2 separate regions of the Homo sapiens genome follow, and region 2 is linked to region 1. The links are chromatin contacts, found by Hi-C or POLR2A ChIA-PET in ENCODE. All regions are on one chromosome and are shown on one strand. Each heading gives the region's core, a stretch centred on a gene start or an enhancer-like site at or near the end of the contact. The rest is flanking DNA. Distances are from core to core; before and after follow the strand shown. Region 1 overlaps LOC105379091 (a long non-coding RNA gene). Region 2 holds the start of LNPEP (leucyl and cystinyl aminopeptidase).

Evidence for each region. A loop is a pair of places that touch in the nucleus more often than their neighbours do. ChIA-PET counts read pairs that join two places held with the same protein, here RNA polymerase II (POLR2A). Pooled maps may share reads with other maps.
Region 2: a pooled map shows a loop between it and region 1 (9-fold over the local background). The contact joins the promoter of LNPEP here to the enhancer-like site in region 1. A Hi-C loop is called at or near these places in 10 of 50 pooled maps. POLR2A ChIA-PET finds 5 or more read pairs at or near these places in 2 of 52 experiments (PC-9 and activated T-cell).

What each region holds. Positions count from the first base shown.
Region 1 is chr5:95,867,952-95,871,743 of GRCh38, reverse strand. The region is part of intron 1 of LOC105379091 (a long non-coding RNA gene); the gene reads right to left. Among named protein-coding and RNA genes, the nearest start is that of LINC01554, 18 kb to the right of the region's middle. Within about 2 kb of position 1,568, at least 7 of the 41 ENCODE cell types and tissues checked have a DNase peak (open chromatin) inside an H3K27ac peak, as active enhancers do.
Region 2 is chr5:96,934,273-96,937,614 of GRCh38, reverse strand. LNPEP (leucyl and cystinyl aminopeptidase) reads right to left here and starts at 1,535. Exons shown (of 18, transcript NM_005575.3): 1 at 1,441-1,535. The coding sequence starts at 1,459. LOC124901030 reads left to right here and starts at 1,540. Exons shown (of 1, transcript XM_047417984.1): 1 at 1,540-3,342. The coding sequence starts at 1,540. The coding sequence ends at 2,244. It also overlaps a transcript of ERAP1 not described here. RefSeq lists silencers at 1,002-1,081, 1,212-1,281, 2,222-2,291, 2,732-2,851 and enhancers at 1,872-2,181, 2,482-2,621, 2,932-3,061, 3,122-3,331.

The DNA of each region.
Region 1 (3,792 bases), core at 319-2,818:
GGAGGCCGAGGCAGGCAGATCACTTGAGGTCAGGAGTTCACGACCAGCCTGGGCAACGCAGTAAAACCCCATCTCTACTAAAGATACAAACATTAGCTAGGTGTGTTGGCTCAAGCCTGTAATCCCAGCTACTCAAGAGGCTGAGACATGAGAATCGCTTGAACCCGGGAGGTGGAGTGCGGTGAGCTGAGATCGCGCCAGTGTGCTCCAGCCTGAGTGATAGCATGAGACTCTGTGTCAAAAAAAAAAAAAAAAGTTCTTACCTCTTGTTAAGTATATCTGTTATGTAATTGATTGTATAACTTTTAGCTGTATCATTGCTCTTGTTCTATTAACCTTATGTCTAAAAAGCAAATGATGTACACTGTACTTTCCTGGCCAAAAAAAACCCCACAAAAAACAAATAAGAGAACCATTGTGAAAGTGGTTTTCAAACTATCAAGTGTAGGAAATGGTATTATCATAATGTGTACCTTATCTTATGTTCCCTCATTTAGAAAGAAATCCCTGCCCTCTACCCTTTGAGTGGGAGACACCTTTAGCAGATTTGAACTGGGTTTTTACCCTGGCATGTCTTTAGGCAAGTTTTGTAGTGACTGCAGGCTATTTCTTTGGAATATTTAGGGTCTGCTTGAGGCTGGCTTGGAACTTGGCCAGTGCTTTCCATAGAGGTGCAACACTGTACATGTAAAAAGAAAATAGATCAGAATCTCCTGTAGCTGTGCTGTCTCGTTCCTCAGCTAAAGGTCATTCTTAATCCTTCTATAGCTCCCAGAATGCTGTATGCAGTGGTTTTTTAAATGCGCCAGGGAGGAAATGGCATCTATAAAGCAAAGCAGGAAACAACCTCTTCACAGGAGCAAGAGACCACAAATGTTCCAGAATTCCATTTAAAACACTGCAAAGATGAGTTCTAGGGAAACTTATGGTCATGTTTTTCCCATAGTTAAATTTTGGAACTATATTCCTGGGTAGGATTATGGCTGGGACTTTAACCATCAGCCTTCTGTAAAAGGGAATGAAGAAAGAGGCAAGTCCATGAACCAGTGTCACCACGGACGCAGAGGATGGTATTAACCATGGCTGGGGAGTTCCCACTAAACCCAGGGACCACCAAGCTGAGATCAATGTGAGACTAACTGCTTCTCAGAAACATAGAAATCAAAAGCAACACTGAGAATGTCACACTCAGACTGTTGTGAAGCACATGGCATTGAACACTGAGAATCCGTGGGCCTGACCTGCAGAGCTGACTCCTTTCCTTAGCAGCCCCATTTCTCAGGAGGAGCAGCAAACCCCCACCTCCAGTAGAAGCCAACCAAGTCCATTTCCCATAGCCACTGGCAGCCCCTTAATCACTGAGTATTTTCCACAGGCTGGACTACATAGAACTTACCCATTCAGAGAAGGGGTTATTTCAAAACTAAAAGTAAATTTGTTCTCTGAATATGATCTCATTTCCACATTTCCTAAGCTTACCAGCAGCTTGAGTTTCCTTTTTTCTATTCATAGCAGTTCCTTCATCTACTTTTGACTCAACCCTTATCAAAGCAGGTATAGTTCCCTCAGACATTTGTCTGGAAAAACCATGTAAGTGACTCAACAACAAACAACTAAGGAAGCATGAGCACTGCTGTATCATCTTTTTGGTTTAGTATCCTTTATTTTCTAGAAGTGATGCTTTTGTATCTAGCTTCTTTGTATGTATTAGCTAATAGAACAAAAACAGAAAAATATTTACATATATATATTTTACACAAATATATATGTATATATATAAAATGTGTTGGCCAACACCCTTATAATTTACTGCATAAGTTGTACACATTAAAAGAAAAAAAAGATAGCAATGTCTCCTTTAAAAGTTATGCCAAAATTAAAACCCATGCCACTTGAAAAGGTTAAAGCATACTATTTCTAACACCTATTAAACTTCTTTGCTTTCTTAAAACATTCTGTACAGATACTGCCTAACTGTGGAAATCAGTACATCCTTTTCCTCTTTTTAGCCCCTAAAATAAAACTAGCTCCCTCAAGCCAAAAAAAAAAAAGAGGTAGGTTTTGTTTTGATTTCTTCTTATGTGGTATCTCAGCTCATGCTGAGGAAGTGGCTGCAAACGTGTTCACTGTGCCCACACTGTGGTTCCCCAGGCTTGGGGCTGGGGGATGAAGTTTTGTGAAACTTGGTTTAGCCTGGGCTTATTTTGGTGCCTGAGCCCAAATATTTCTTGCCTCTTTCTGCTCCTACTCTCATGCCACTTTTCATTCTTTATTTCTTTTCTTTCTTTTTTTTTTTTTTTCTTTTTTTGGAGACAGAGTTTTGCTCTGTCACCCAGGCTGGAGTGCAGTGGCATGATGTCGGATCACTGCAACCTCCACTTCCTGAGTTCAAGCGATCCTCCTGCCTACAGGTGCATGCCACCATGCCTGGCTAATTTTTTTGTATTTTTAGTAGAGCTGGGGTTTCACCATGTTGGCCAGGCTGGTCTCAAACACCTGACCTCAGGTGATCCTCCCACCTCAGCCTCCCAAGTAGCTGGAATTACAGGTGTGTGCCACCATGCCCAGTTTTGTTTTGTTTTGTTTTGTTTTTTTGAGGGAGCAGGTCTCGCTATGTTGCCAAGGCTGGTCTTGAACTCCTGGCCTCAGCCTCCCAAAGTGTTGGGATTGCAGGCGTGAGCCACCATGCCCAGCCTCACACCACATCTTGATGTGGGCCTTAGCTTATTTTTATGTAGCTGTTAGCCCACTTTTGTACTTGCCTTCTCAGCTTCCCTCAAGGGGCCTAGAAGGCATCAAAGTCAAGACAACTCTAAAAGTTTATTTTGACAAATAGTCTAAAGCCATGACTATCTGTTGTAGAAATATCTGGTCACTTTAGCAAAAACACAAAGCAAATATACATTGGCTGTAGATCTCACATGAATTTTATCATTTCTTGCCATTAAGCTTATGCTATAGAAGCCTGCCAGTTGGGGACAAGCTGTGAAATTTGGGTTTTATAAGCAGATATACCAGGAAGGTACAGGTGATACTGTTCTTTTTAGTTCTTGTGATTGTCCTTTGGGCCAGTAGCAAAGAAGCCATCCTGGCAGAGGAGCTGACTTTGAGGTCTGCAGACACCCAAGGGGCTCTTGGATAGAATTCCAAGGTTCTATAAACTTGGATGGGGAAAGACCCACTTATTTGTTTTCACTAACCTGTAACTAAAATTTAGCAATTTTTTCAATTAAGAAGGCAGGTAACTGTCTTAGTCCATTTGTGTTGCTATAAAAAAAAATCTAAGTCTGGGTAATTCATAAGGAAAAGAGGTTTAATTGACTCATGGTTCTGTGGGCTGTATAAGAAGCATGGTGCCAACATCTGCTCCTTGTGAGGGCCTCAGGTTGCTTTCACTGAAGGCAAAAGGCAGTGGGGAACCAACAGGTGCAGAGATCACATGGCAAGAGAAGCAGCAAGAAGGAAGAAAGAGGGAGGTGAGAGGCTCTACTTTTTTTTGAGACTGAGTCTCTGTTTCCCAGGCTGGAGTTCAGTGGCGCGATCTCGGCTCACTGCAATCTCCGCCTCCTGAATTCAAGCAATTGTCCTGCCTCAGCCTCCCAAGTAGCTGGGATTACAGGTTCCCGCCACCACACCTGGCTAATTTTTTTGTATTTTTAGTAGAGACGGGGTTTCACCATGTTGACCAGGCTGGTCTCAAACTCCTGACTTCAAATGATCCACCTGCTTCGGTCTCCCAAAGTGCTGGGATTACAGGCATGAGCCACCACGCCTGGCCAGAGAGGCTCTTTT
Region 2 (3,342 bases), core at 286-2,785, 1.1 Mb before region 1:
TTCTTCCAAAAACAAAGAATGAACATTGGAATAGTCACTTACAAGGACTTAACGACTTGTATTAAACATATTTTACACTAAAGTACTAGATGGTCTCTAGTTCATTTTAGCTCAAACCTTCCTTAATTCTTCGAGTAACTTCACCAGACTATTCTTTAAGTCTTAGTAATTACAAATAGAACCTGAATGAGAAAGAAAATTCAGAATTAAAGTTGTTATCAGTAAGCCTAATTAAACAGTGCAGACAGAAAGATGGCAGTAGAATAAAGCATTCTACATTAGGAATAGGGAGAATATAATCAGTAGTTCACAGCCCCATGAATGAAGCACAGCATACAACAAAGTCTGGCTGGGATTTGGGATAAAGTGGACAATATCTGTCTGCTCTTGAGTGGTAACTAACAAACTAAACAGGGATATAGACTGTGGCCCCTATTAATGTGATACTGTACCTGAAGTAACCAACCACACTCAGCAAAACATGTCAACCAGAGACTGAATCCTCTTTTAGTGAGTCGTCTCCCTTACTGGCAGTTTTCCTACTTTCTATCTTAAAAGGGAATCCACACACTCAACACCGCAAAACGGTAAGACATCTCACCCCTATATTGTGGCTCTGGCACTTCTGGTCCGCACAAAAGCCATGGTTCTAACTAGGGTGGGATTTATGCTCCCCGTTCAGTGAAGGGCTGTGGCTGTTTGCAGGGTGCAGGCTCCCTGCGTTGACTCTCGCTTCCTGTCACACAGTGGTATCACCACCGTGACGGACCCTTGACATTAACAAGTCTTTGACTGAAAAACTGATGTGATCTGCAGCCAGTGAGGGGATGCGTGGTGGCCCTGCCGAGTACCTCGGCAGGGTCAGGAGGGTGGCACTGTGGCCAGGCACCTCCGCGGCACCGAGCGAGGTGAGCAAGCCTTTCCTGAAGTTTCCCTTCCTTCCACAACATTAACCTGCCAAGCCTCCCACCCCCACCCCGCCCTATTAGGAAAAGTCACGCCGGCAGCTCACTGAAGGGCAGGGGGACAGCTCCTGGCGCCCCACAAAAGTTGGGCTCGGCAGCTGCCACAACTTAACGCTCCTACAGGAGAGTCGGGCCGACACCGCCTCCTCCGGGGGCAAACCTGAGCTGCCAACTTTCCCACTGCCCACTCCTCTGCGCACAGCAGCCCAAACTTTGCTGTTTGCCCACCGGCCGCACCCCGGGCGAGCGGCGGCGGCGCTGACCTTCAAGCCAGCCCCGGGTCCCGCACTGGCCGCCGCCCGCCCCCCGAACCTCCCTGCCTCCCCCAGATCCCCTCTCCCTGCCTCCCTCAGCCCTCGTGGGAAGCCCGCGGTGTTGGGGGAGACGGCTGCAGCCCGACCCCGCGTGTCACGACTGCCCACGACCCTCAGGGCTCCGGAGAGCCCGGGTCCCGGCGCCTCGGCAGCCCACTCACCATTGGTGAAGGGCTCCATTTTCCCCCCGCCGCGGCTCCTTACAGCCGGAGCGCCCGAGCTTCCTACTCCGAGAGCTGAGGCGGCCCAGCTGACTGAGCATGCCCAGCGCGGCCTCCAAGGGCTGCCAGGGAGGTGCCGCGAGGGGCGGCGCCGCTCCGCCGTTCCGGGTTTTCGTGGCAGCTGCAGAAAGAGCGAGGGAAGCAAGAGGGAAAAGCACAGTCAAACCCCCTGCTGCTCCGTGGACAGGCGAGGTGGGAGCGGGTTCGCGCTGGGGGCGGGGCCTAGGCGGGGCCGGGAAAGCCCAGCCCCTACCTGAAGTGGACCCGGCTGCGGCGCTCTCCCCGGCCGGGAACGGTGTTCAGTCACTCAACAAATGTGGAGCCCTACTGCGACCCGCCCGATCCCGGACGCCGAGACACCCGCACTGCGCCAGAAAATCATGGTCCCAGTCCCAGGAGCGGACATTCCAGAAACAGACCATAAATAAACACAGAAGACACACGAGTGTAAAGTCAGTGCCCCGCTGCGAATTAAATCGGGGTGATGTGATGGCGAGTGAGTGGGTAGTTAATTCGGATGGCTTGGTTAGACGAGGCCTCGCTGAGCAGGTGCCACTGAAGCCGAAGTCTGAAGGCAGAGCAGGAACCTGCGGGCGAAGGTCGCTATCTGAACCGCGAATCGCTGGTTTCCCTGGGGAGGTTGGCCGCGGAGGGATCACTGCTCGAAGGACCGAGGGAGCGGGCGCTGTAGGTGTTTTCGGCAGAGATGCCCGCCCGCATCAGAGTGCCTCAGGAGGGCGGTGAGGAGGAGACGGAAGAGAGGGCGGGGACCTCGCAGGGCCGAGGGCGCCCTGGGGTCCAGTCCCGGGGCTGGCGGCTGCCTTGCGGCCTCTAGGTGCGGGCGGATAACAAAACCCGGCGCCGGATCGCCCGGCCCGGGTCGCGGGCGCCGCAGGATGTGGGCAGAAGGCCCGCCTGTTCCGAGCCTTAAATCAACACCTGCGGTTCCCGGGGGTGCTACCACTGGGGCCCGCAGCAAGGCTCCGCGGCGCTAGGCCCGAGAAACCGAAACTCCCCTAGTCGCCCCTGCCCCCCAGCACTCGCGCCATTGCCTCCAGCCCCGAGCCACCATTGTTTCCAGTGCCAAATCGGGCAGCCCCGCTAGCCTCCGAGGCCGAACCGCCAGGGGCCCCATAAGCCCCGAGGAGGCTCGTCGGGAACCGCTTCCTTATCCTCTCGGTATGCGCATCGCCACCACCCTCGCTGCAGAGGCCGCCGCCCTCCCAGCGCGCCATCACCGCCTCCTCTGCCTCTTCCCCTCCCTCAGCCCCGGCCCCTGCATTGACTTGGCTCGGGCTGCGCCTCACTGCGCCTGCCAACTGTCACACGCTCTGAGGCTTTCAACAGCGGGGCGCCAGGGACAAACAAGCCGCGGCAAGCGCAAACAGCCTGCTCAAACAGGGACGGCCAGGGTGTTGTTTGACCAGCACTGGAATTGGAAACTAGGTTTCGAAGAAGTCAAATCGAAGTACAATATTGTATTTTAAACTGCCTGTTGTTATTACATCCCTCACAACGCACGCTCTACTTGAAACTTCCAGTGGATACCAACTGCACTTAGAATAAAAAATGAAACTCCTTGCCTAACTCTGGGACCTCATCAGCACATACTCACCATATTTTGGTAACAAAGGCCTTCATGCTGTTCCCGGAAGTCGCCAAGTTCCATCCATCATTGTTAATAATTCCTTTTGCTCGCTCCTCGCACAAGAACTGTTTCTTCTGCTTAGTGCTTTGCCTACTGATTCCATCTTGTCATTTAAGTCTCGGCTCAAATGTCACCTCTGCAAAGAACCCTTGTCTGACCATACATCTAAAATAGCCACAAACACTCTATAAAGA